Linked DNA regions of Homo sapiens: region 1 is linked to region 2. A link is an interaction called in ENCODE POLR2A ChIA-PET data of the cell type or tissue named here. Cell type or tissue: B cell. All regions are shown on one strand. Each heading gives the region's core, and the rest is flanking DNA. Links, peaks and the distances in the headings are about the cores only. Region 1 holds the start of LOC105377683 (a long non-coding RNA gene). Region 2 has its middle 8.4 kb from the start of TTC1.

Region 1 (5,382 bases), core at 198-5,197, 690 kb before region 2:
TAAAGGGTCTCTCCACAAGATATATTAATTCCAAAAGAAAAAAAGAGTACTACAGGGGAGAACACTGGTGGACAGACACAACCTAAACAAAGTGATCAAAGTTAATTTCACCAGTACTGAGAGACATTGATTTCATGCCCCTCCTGATGAGATTCACTGAGAAGGGCACAGTATTACTGCTGTAGGATGCTTGACAAAAATGTAGAACCCAAATTTAATCATGAAGAAACATGAGACAAATGTCACTTGAGGGACATTTTACAAAATAACTGCTCCTAGCTCTTCAAATGTGTCAAGGTAATGCGTGGTTAAGGAAGACCAAGGAACCTTCCCAGACTTGAGGTGATTATAGGGCATGAAACTAAATTCAGTGTTGTGTCTTAGATTGTATCCTGGACGAGGAAAAGCACATTGGTGGAAAAATTAGCAAAATTTGAATAAGGTCTATCTATTAGGTAGTAGTATTGATCAATGTTAATTTTACTGTTTTGGATAACTATACCAAGTTTATGTTAACATTAGAGAAACCCGGTGATAGTAATATGGGACTTCTGTGAACTATTTTGGCCATATTTTTCTAATTCTGAAATTAATTCAGAATGAAAAGTTGAAAAGAAAGTATCTTTAGTTGGCAATCTTCTGGGAATTTGAACAGGAACTGCCAAAATGGGAGTCAGGAGACCCAGGCTCAAGTTTGAGCCCTGGCATTAATCCTGGTGTTTGGGCACGGCACCAAACTCTGTCCTTCTGTTTTGTCATCTATAAAACTGTGTTCTGCAGAATTTAGGAGTGTTGAGAAGAGGCCTTAGGGCTCTCAGTGGTGAATAGGGGACAGGGAATGAGTGGGTGTGAGGCTCCAGCCAGAGCAGCTCTGCTTTTGCCTACTTTATATATAGGACTTCATAAAAAACTAACTTTTAATTATGCAAAAAATATATATTTTCCTTGTAAGAAATTAGAACGTTGCAGATGCAACTAAAGCCCCTTTGGCCACCATACTCCCCAATTCCTGTGTATCTTGGAATTGCATTTAAGATTTCCATTTGAACAAAGGGACCCTGGCTCAAACAAGTTGGGGGACCATTGGGCTGGTTAACCCTTAAACACCCCAAACACTCAATAAAGAGGAGTTTCAGGGAAATGGACAAGCCATGGCTGGAGGATGTTCTACAAGGTTGAGCAGAAACCCATGCAATAATTTGCTGAAATAGGGCATTGCTCTGAGTGCTGTGATTCCAGGGAGATGTCACTGCTGTGTGCTGGCTGTATGCCCAGCAAAGGGCTGGTGGCTGGAAGGACATAGCTTTCTGAGTTAGGACTGGAAGGCTTCTGTACATGTCCAAAGTCAACCTTCATATTCATGGGGAGGGAAAAAGAAGTGGGCTTTAGGATTGCCTCTCCTTGTTGGCCTGCTCTGAGAAAAACAATCGCGGGAGGGTGAGGCGGGAGAATCGCTTGAGCCCAGGAGTTTGAGGCTGCAGGTTAGAAGCTGCCGTGAGCTTTGATTGTGCCACTGCACTCCAGCCTGGGCGATGGAGCACTGGGTCCTGTGAGCCTTGACTCATTTAACCCCCACAGCACCCAGTAGATGGTGGCACTATTAGCATACTTGTTTTAGAGGTGAGGACACACACACAAAGAGATAAGGAATTGCCTAAGAGCAAAAAGCTGGTAAGTGGTGAGCCCAGGTGTGAGCCTTGCTTCAGGATCAAGTGCGCACCCCTGTGCTCTGGACTCCTTCCAGGTGTTGTTTCTCTTGCTGGCATTTTAACTTCATTACACCTATCTGTATGTTGGTCGTGGGAAGGAGGAAGCTCACCGAACACTGTGGCTTACCCAAGATTTGTCCCTCGACTTTCCCTCTTCACCAAACCCCAGAGCCACTGGCGGAATGTTCAGTTCCTTGGAATCCCACATGCCCGGGTTAGCTCCTTTTGCAAGCAGCCTGATGGATAGAAGTGAAGGGATGGTGCTCCTTATGAAAGGAGACGGGGGAGCTTAGTGAGCAGCGGCAGGGCCCTGCAGCCCGTCACACGCTAGCATCCACCGGGTTGAGTGGCTGCGCACGACCGCGGCGGGCGGGCGGGCGCGCTGCCGGAACGCTCTAGGCCTCCTGCGGAACCCAGGCCTGCGTGAAGGTAAATGCAAATCAGCTCCGCCCAGCGCTTCCCGCAGAAGGAGGGTTTTCTGTGTGCGCGTCTGGTTTCCTCCGCCTTCAGCCAGAATGCTGGCTTTATTTTTGCGGTTTATGAGCTTGAGACAGGGAATTCATTTCCTTGGTATAATATGACCCTCTGGAGAAAGTCTTGTCCAGATATATTTTGCTCCCAAACGCCGCCCTAGAAGAAGGACTACACTGAAATGAAACGGAGATGATTAAAGTCTGATTTATAGGTAAGGTGAATTGGTAGGATTATGCCAAATTCATTACATCCAGAGAAGGTGAAAGGGAATGAAAGGGCTCCTCCCGGGAGATGGAAACCTTTGTAAAAATAAATATTTATGGTGCACATACCTTTAACTCAGCTAGTAGCCAGGTTATATTTTATTATATTCACCACCATTTCCCTTTTCTGTTTCTCACCAGGCTGTACAAGCCCTGAAAGCAAGAACGGGGTTCACGGCATCTTGATACCCCCATGTGGGGACGTTTTGGCGATTTTATTTACAAGAAAGGGATTTTACACCGGAGAGGCTTTTAAATATGCTAACAGACTGGACCAGCTTTCTCATCCCCACTGGCTGATTAATGATTCCTCCATGCCAACCCGGTTCTCAGAGACACCAAGGCCAGGTAAAAACCACCCCTTCATCCCCTAAACCTTGCAAGAAGCACAGGGTCCAGAATTATGCTTCTTTCAGGTTCTAAATAGCACAATAAAACTAATAACAATAAGCTTTTAGTTATTAGATCAGGTACATTTTACTTTACAGTAAGCTTTTACTTATTGGATCAGGTACATTTTAAAGCAATTTTTGAACATTATTTCATTTGATCCTCACAACCACACTATGAGGTAGGTACTATCATTCCATTTGAAGGATGAGAAAACTGAGGCTCGAAGATGTTAAATAACTTGTTCAAGATCACAGCTAGTCAGTGGACATAGCTGCCATTCACTGAGTGCTTCCTGTGAGCCAGGCACGGTGACCATCACATTAAACCAATTATTTATTTCATGCAATAGTGCCCTTGATCCTTAGGAAGTGGCCTCCAGTGCTTAGAATTCCAAGCATTTGGTCCTCTGGAGATGAGAAACCATGGGAAGGCAGGGGCTCACTCACCCCTGTATCCAAAAAGTTGAGGATGGTGCCAAGGACAGAGACGGTACCAGGGACTCCAAAAATACTGAATGAAAGGACAGTAGAGGTGCTTTCCTGTGGGATCCCCAATCTCTCCCCGCCTTCAGGTGAGTCCTGCTGATGCTCAGGCTGCCCTTGGAACAGGGACCTTGGCCATAGTTTCCTTATCTGTAATAATGGGATGAGAATTCCTCCTGCACAGGGTTGTTAGGGACCTCGTGAGGCAGCTTCTATGGCTGCCTTTGGTGCTTAGTTTTCTCACTTTCTTCTTGAACATGGGAGTGGGGAGACGGACTCCTAAGGGTATGACACTTGAAGATTTCAGGAGGGGGCCTGCAGGTTTATGTCCTCACTTGTTTTACACCTCACAGAGGTCAGCGAAGCAGGGTATCACCAAAGCCCCACCTGATGTCTCTGGAAATCGAGTACTCCGTGTCTTCACCAGGCCCATGCCAGCTGTGAGGGGCAGAACCAGGTTTTCTGACACCAAACCCCAGGTTTCTTCCTGTGCTGGCATGGGTCCTTTTTCTGACTTGGCCAGCAGCCTCTCATAGATGGGGGTCTGATTAAATAGTTCTGGTGATGGGTGGAGTGATGGTTGCACAACAATATGAATGTATTTAATGCCACTGAACTGTACACCTGAAAATGGTTAAAATGTTACATTTTATGTTATGAATATTTCACCACAATAAAAAAAAGAAACAAATATGGATCTGTCTCTCTCACATGTCAAGAAATCTGGGGTAGGTAGATACAGTGGTTGGTTCAGCTGCTCCATGATGCCATGAGGATCTGGAGTCTGGCTTTTTTCTTTTCTTTTCTTTTTCTTTTTCTTTCTTTTTTTTTTTTTTGAGACAAAGTCTCACTCTGTTGCCCAGGCTGGAGTGCAATTGTGTGATCTCTGCTTACTGCAAACTCTGCCTCCTAAGTTCAAGTGATTCTCCTGCCTCAGCCTCCCAAGTAGCTGGGATTATAGGAGTGTACCACCATGCCCAGCTAATGTTTGTACTTTTTTGGTAGAGACGGGGTTTCACCATGTTGACCAGGCTGGTCTTGAACTCCTGACCTTAGGTGATCTGCCCACCTCAGTCTCCCAAAGTGCTGGGATTACAGGCATGAGCCACAGCGCCTAGCCTGAAGTCTCTAGCTTGAGTTTTTGCATGATGGCTTTCATACTGGGCACAAGGTGTCCTCTGAAGCTTCTCGAGATTTTTTTCTGCTCAAGAGAGGAGGATGGAAGGAAAGGGTGATGCTAGACATGGCTCTGTCTTTCATCAGAAAAGCCAAAGCTTCTCAGCAACCCTCCCAGCAGAATTTTCTTATATCTCATTGGCCAGAACTCAGTGTTTTGGCTTTGCTGGGCAACAAAGGTGGCTGAAAAAGTGGTCGCTAAACTTACCAACATTTAGAGCTGAAGAGGGCATCGGGGAGAAAACAGTTGGGAATGAGTATTGATTGGAAAACCAGCAGGCTGTTTCCAACACCCTGCTCAAGGTCACAAGTCTGTTATGTAACCATAGTTGGGACTGGAGTCTGCTCCTCTGATTCCCAGTCCTAAGATCTTTGGCTTAGACATTTAGTACATTTTGTAGTGGCTAGATTTACAATAAAAAGGACAGTCCTGGAGACTATCTTTAAAGAAGAAAAACTCTGCATTGCATGCACTGAAATTAATCGAATGCTAAGAGGTCATGTCGCAAAAGCACTGGGCATGGTGGGAGCCAGAACATCTCACCTCTGCCCCAGGCTGGCCAGAAATTTGGGGAAAGGTCCCAGTTCTCAGTGCTTATGAAATGTGATTAGTTATTTATTTTTTAAAAATCTGGTTAGTGTTGTTCATTAAATGTCCGTTAAGTACTTTGGTAACTGCAGATGAAAGACCCTGTAGGGGGACAAACACTTGTTATTAACAACCATATGCTGTCAAGTGTGGGCTTATAACACGGGACCATATGCTCCAAAGGTTGGCAAAGAATGACAGAAGCCACCCACCATTCCTCCAGGCCAGGAGCAGAGTGGCATAGGGCTCCAGGGGACACTGAAAATCAGGAATGTAAACAAACACCCCTATTATAA
Region 2 (5,382 bases), core at 91-5,090:
TAGCCAATAGAACATAGTAATATTAGCAGAGCTTTTGACTTTATCACCAAAAGAATATCAGATATTTCATAGCATATTACAGTTGTTTCAGATGACTTGAAATATTGAATATACTCATCACTACTTCAAAATTGTGGTAGTTATTACACCTGCTATACTTAATGTGTTAATAAAAAGGAGTGTGTGTGTAGACAAACAGAATATGTAGATACGTAGATATATATATCTTGCTAATTTTATTGTTAGTATTATAGGAACTGTATTTCAATATAATTTATTTCCTTCATATTCCAGTATATTTTGTTTTATGCATTTAAAAAAATTTCTCTGAGAAGCGATCCAGAGGCTTCAGCAGCCCACCAAAGGAGTTCATAGAACAAATGAGATGAAGAACTGGACAGAGATCTCTTTGTCCCTCCGGCTATAAATATAACTCTGTCATAAGCTATCGTGGTCTTCCTGATCAAGTCCTTTCAGCTCTCAATTTCCTCAGTTTCTCTTCGGTAAAATGGAAGTAATACTTGCTTTGTCTAGCTCAGAGCTGTTAGGGGAACCAAAGTAATCTTCATGTAAGCACACACGAATGCAGAGCTTACGCATTTTCAATTACACAGGATCGGCTTCTGTAGTGCTGAGTGAATGTTGAGTCTTACTATATTCTTCAACTTGAGACCTATTTCCCAGAGACGCTGATGTTTTTCTGTCACTTCCATGTAAGTGTCCTGCTACAACCATATATTATCTTTTTAGTGCCAGTTTAGGGCTGAATTCATATAAAATTCAATAATAAAGGGGGAACTGCATCTTAAGTGCACTTGGATGGAACTACTTACGAAAATAGAAGATAAAATGAGATTTCGCCAATGGGTCTTGTAGCTCCAATTATCTTAGGCTCTTTGAAAAGCTTGAGTCAATGTACTGTGATTTTAAGTTATAGATCAAACACAGTTCATTTTGTCTACAACTTCTAAACCGGGATAAATGGACAAAGGACAGAAAAATAAGGAAGGTTGGTTTGTCTTGTTCATAATCTGTGTCTTTGGATATCTGTGAATACTTATTAAATATTCATCTAAAAGTCAGCTTAGGTAGCCATAATTAATGTTTCAAATAGCCAAGTAAAGATCTACAAATATATTTTGTTTGTTTGTTTGTTTGTTTTTAGGACAGAGTCTTACTCTGTCACCCAGGCTGGGGTACAGTGGTGTGAACACAGCTGTATTAATCCGTTCTTGTACTGCTATAAAGAAATACCTTACACCCTCTACCTTTGTAGCAGGGGATCTTGCTATGTTGCCCAGGCTGGTCTCAAACTCCTAGGCTCAAGCAACCCTCCCACCCTGGTCTCCTGAGTGGTTGGGATTACAGGTGTGAGTCACCACACCTGGCCCTGTATATGCCTTTTATCTTTGTCACATTTCTTCCTGCCTGAAAGAGGGACATTATGGTCACATTTTAAGGACAGTGCAGGAAAACACTAGAAAGGCCATGGGCCTTATCTGACAGTGTGGATTTGCCATTAAAAAAAAAAAACGTGGGTATGCCACACACTTTTAAAGAAGCAGATCTCACGAGAACTTACTATTGTGACCACAACACCAAGGGGAGATGGTGTTAAACCATGAGAAACTGACCCCATGATCCAATCACCTCCTATCAGGACCCACCACCAGCACTGGAGATTACACTTCAACACGAGATTTAGGTGGGGACACAGATCCAAACCACATCAAAAGCTCACTGCAACTTCAATCTCCTGGGCTCAAGTGATCCACCCACCTCAGCCACCCAAGTAACTGGGACTCCAGGCACATGCCTCCACACTTGGCCAATTTTTCATTTTTTGTAAAGATGGGGTCTATGTTGCCCAGGCTTGTCTTGAACTCCTGGCCTCAAGTGATCCTCCCACCTCAGCCTCCAAAACTGCTGGGATTAGAGGGACGAGCCACCATGCCCAGGCTATGAATATCTTATTTGTTAAATTATGTTTAAGAAAGTACTTCAAATTATGTTTGAAGTACTGCTGAATGCTTTCATAGTCTTTAACTAAAAGACACAGGGTACTGTGAGTGAAGTAGTCTACATGGACAAGCAAGATAGTTCCTAAACAAGCTACTATTTTGATCAGTTTCTCCAAATATTTATGGAAATAGTCTGAGATATTTATGTTGGGGAGGATGTTTGATTTGCACACTGGAAGCTATTCTTTTTTTTTTTCTCGCTTCAAGAGAATTTCAGGATGATGTTGGGGTTTGAGTCATATAAATAATGCCGCTAAAAGTCAGGCTTGAGGAAATTTCTATGCTACTAAAAAAGAAAAAAGAAAAGCCCATTTTTTTTTTTTTTTTTTTTTTGAGACAGAGCGTCTCTCTGTCACCCAGGCTGGACTGCAATGGTGCAATCTTGGCTCACTGAAACCTCCACTTCCCAGGTTGAAGCAAGTCTCTTGCCTCAGCCTCCCGAGTAGCTGAGATTACATACGCCTGCCAACACACCCAGCTAATTTTCATATTTTTAGTGGAGATGGGATTTTACCATGTTGGCCAGGCTGGTCTCAAATTCCTGGCCTCAAGTGATTTGCCCGCATCGGCCTCCCAAAGTGCTGGGATTACAGGCACGAGCCACCATCCCGTCCTGAAAAGTCCACTTTTATATGTATTTTTTAAAAAATCAACTGATTATGCTGGGGGAAGTGGCTCACACCTGTAATCCCAGCACTTTGGGAGGCTGAGGCATGTGGATCACTTATTTTCATTTTCCTTACACAGGGTCTTACTCTGTTGTCCAGGCTGGAGTGCAGTGGCTCAATCATGGCTCACTGCAGCCTTGAACTCCTGGGTTCAAGTGATCCTCCCGCCTCAGCCTCCTGAGTAGCTGGGATTACAGGCATGTGCCACCACACCCAGCTGTTACTTTTTAAAAGACAGGCTCTGAGTATTCTACATATGTTAATTCTCTTATGCATCCCAGTAGCCCTGGGATGAAAATACTGTCATTGTCTCCATGTTACGAATAGGGAATCTGAAGCTTACTTAAGTTAAGGAGCTCGTCCAAGGTGATAGGACTTGTTGGAGCAGAGCTGGGATTCAGTCTTGGCCAGTCTGATATCACAGTTCATCTCTAAAACAGGAGTCAGCACATTACAGACCACAGGCCAAGTCCCCCCTGATGCCTGCTTTTATAAATAAAGTTTTATTGGAACACAGGCATTCTTGTTCATTTATGTGGTGTGCATGGCTGCTTTTGTGTGACAACGGCGTTTGAGCAGTTGTGGATAACTGGAGTGGTGGAGGGTAGAGTCATCCTCTTTAAAATGTGAGCCCCCAGAGTGGGAACTTCCAAGCTGAGATCTCAATCCCCAGAGTGAGCTTGTTGCTGAGGAATTTGTAGTTTAGTCAGCTCCCCAAAAACCCACTATCTCTGCTTTGACCTGAACAGAGGATGACAAAGAAATCTGTCTCCTTTCTGGAGTGAAAATATTTCCTTCCCCTTCAAAATGAGTCTAAATGACAGCTGAAGGTGTTCTGTGCGGTGCTTGGCACCCAGTCAGCACTCAGCAAATGTCCCCTTCCTTCCGACACCTGCCCTTGCCACCAGCTGGACCAAAATTGGCCACCTGCCTAAACTTGCAATGGTTTGTATATCATGGGACACAATGCTTTATGCTTTAAAACCAACATTGACATTTCATATAATAAAGTGAGGGTTGGAAGTAAGTTTCACAACTCAGAATAAACTGTTTGGGTCCAGCTGATGAGTGCGAGGGTGGGGGGGTGCAGTGAGGGGAATATGCTAGGTCAGCCAGGTCAGCCATTCCATTATGGTTGAGGCAGTGAATTATCTTTGTCCAGAAGACCAAGGTGGAGGGCAAAAGGGGAATGAGCACTCAAGTGAGTGGGAGCAGAATGCTTGCCTGGGCAGCCTCTGGATAACTCTTTCGAAGACTGTGTCAGTCTTGGTCCCTCCACCCATCCAACACCAGCATTAAAAGCCTAATCTTTAACCAGGCTCTGAGCCATTTGCCTGACACTGAGAAACGGCTGAGTTTTCCTGCCAAATATATATCCACATTTTTTTTTTATAGATATAAATCACCTTCAAGTCACTTCTCCTCTTTGCAGTTAAGGTTACTAAATCTGCCCAGCACTTTTGTTCTTTAGAAGAATATAGACTTTGTGGTTAGACTGGGTTTTAAGTCCCTGATCCATTCTACTAACTGTGTGACCTTGGGAAAAACTTTTAACCTCTCTGAGCCTCTCAGTCTTATCATTTGCAATAACAGTACTTACCAATTTCATCCACCTGCATAACAAATATTTGAGTGCCTATTGTGTGCCAGACACTGTGAAAAGCTATAAATTTCACAGCAAATAATACAGACAAGATCCTTATCCTTGTGGATCTTACCATCTAATAGAAGGCACTATAATAATCAAGTAAATAAGATTATTACAGATGGTGATAAACGATACGGAGGGGATATAGAGGGTGATGTAATAGAGTGAGCTACTTAAGTGACATTGAAGACCTGAAGTGTGAGAATGAGCAATAACCATGGGAAGAGCTGTTAATGGTATCAAGCCACAGGAACATGGAGCACAGAGGTGTGGCGATGGGAAAAGAGGTGTTGTTTTAGGGCCGGGCGTGGTGGCTCACGCCTGTAACACCAAGACTTTGGGAGGCTGAGGCGGGCAGATCACTTGAGGTCAGGAGTTCAAGACCAGCCTGGCCAACACGGTGAAACCTCGTCTCTACTAAAAAAAAAAAAAAAAGTACAAAAATTAGCCGGGTATGGTGGTGTGCGTCTGTAATCCCAGCTACTTGGGAAGCTGAGGTGGGAGAATCGCTTGAACCTGGGAGGTTGCAGTGAGCCAAGACTGCACCACTACACTCCAGCCTGGGCGACAGAGCAAGACTCCATCTCAAAAAAAAAAAATGTTGTTTTAGGAACAGAGAGTAGTATAGTATCAAGAGGGAAGGTGGTACGAGATGAGGTCAGAGAGGGAGGCAGAGGCCCGATCACATGGGCTTTATGCATAATGGTAAGGATTTTAGATTTTATTCTAATCAGGGTGGGAAGTCAATAAAAGAATTGTACAAGGTTCATATTTTCTTTTCCTTTTTTTTTTTTTAAATCTCTGAGACAGGGTCTGGCTGGAGTGCTGTGGTGTGATCATGTGGCCCACTGCAGCCTTGACCTCCTGGGGTAAAGGAATCCTCCTCACTCAGCCTTCCGAGTAGCTGGGATGACAGGTGCGTGCAATGGCACCTGGCTATTTTTTATTTTTAGAAATAAGGTCTTACTATGCTGCCCCGGCTGGTCTCGAACTCCTGGCCTCAAACACTCCTCCTGCCTGAGCCTCCCAAGGTGCTGCGATTACA

Evidence for each region. Peaks named below come from ENCODE experiments on the same cell type or tissue, not always from the same donor. Only the 100,000 strongest peaks of a DNase experiment are listed, where the experiment ranks them.
Region 1: POLR2A ChIA-PET joins it to region 2 with 6 read pairs; 3 of 35 experiments call an interaction of 5 or more read pairs at or near these places.

What each region holds. Positions count from the first base shown.
Region 1 is chr5:159,308,621-159,314,002 of GRCh38, forward strand. It overlaps LOC105377683 (a long non-coding RNA gene), which reads left to right and starts at 2,202. Exons shown (of 3, transcript XR_941138.3): 1 at 2,202-2,394; 2 at 2,588-2,794. In B cell, for the core only: no CTCF peak of the experiment used is centred there; a DNase peak (open chromatin) is centred at 2,101; H3K4me3 peaks cover 1,120 bases; H3K27me3 peaks cover 394 bases.
Region 2 is chr5:159,998,061-160,003,442 of GRCh38, forward strand. No RefSeq gene overlaps it. Among named protein-coding and RNA genes, the nearest start is that of TTC1, 8.4 kb to the right of the region's middle. RefSeq lists a silencer at 2,953-3,153. In B cell, for the core only: no CTCF peak of the experiment used is centred there; no DNase peak of the experiment used is centred there; H3K27me3 peaks cover 498 bases.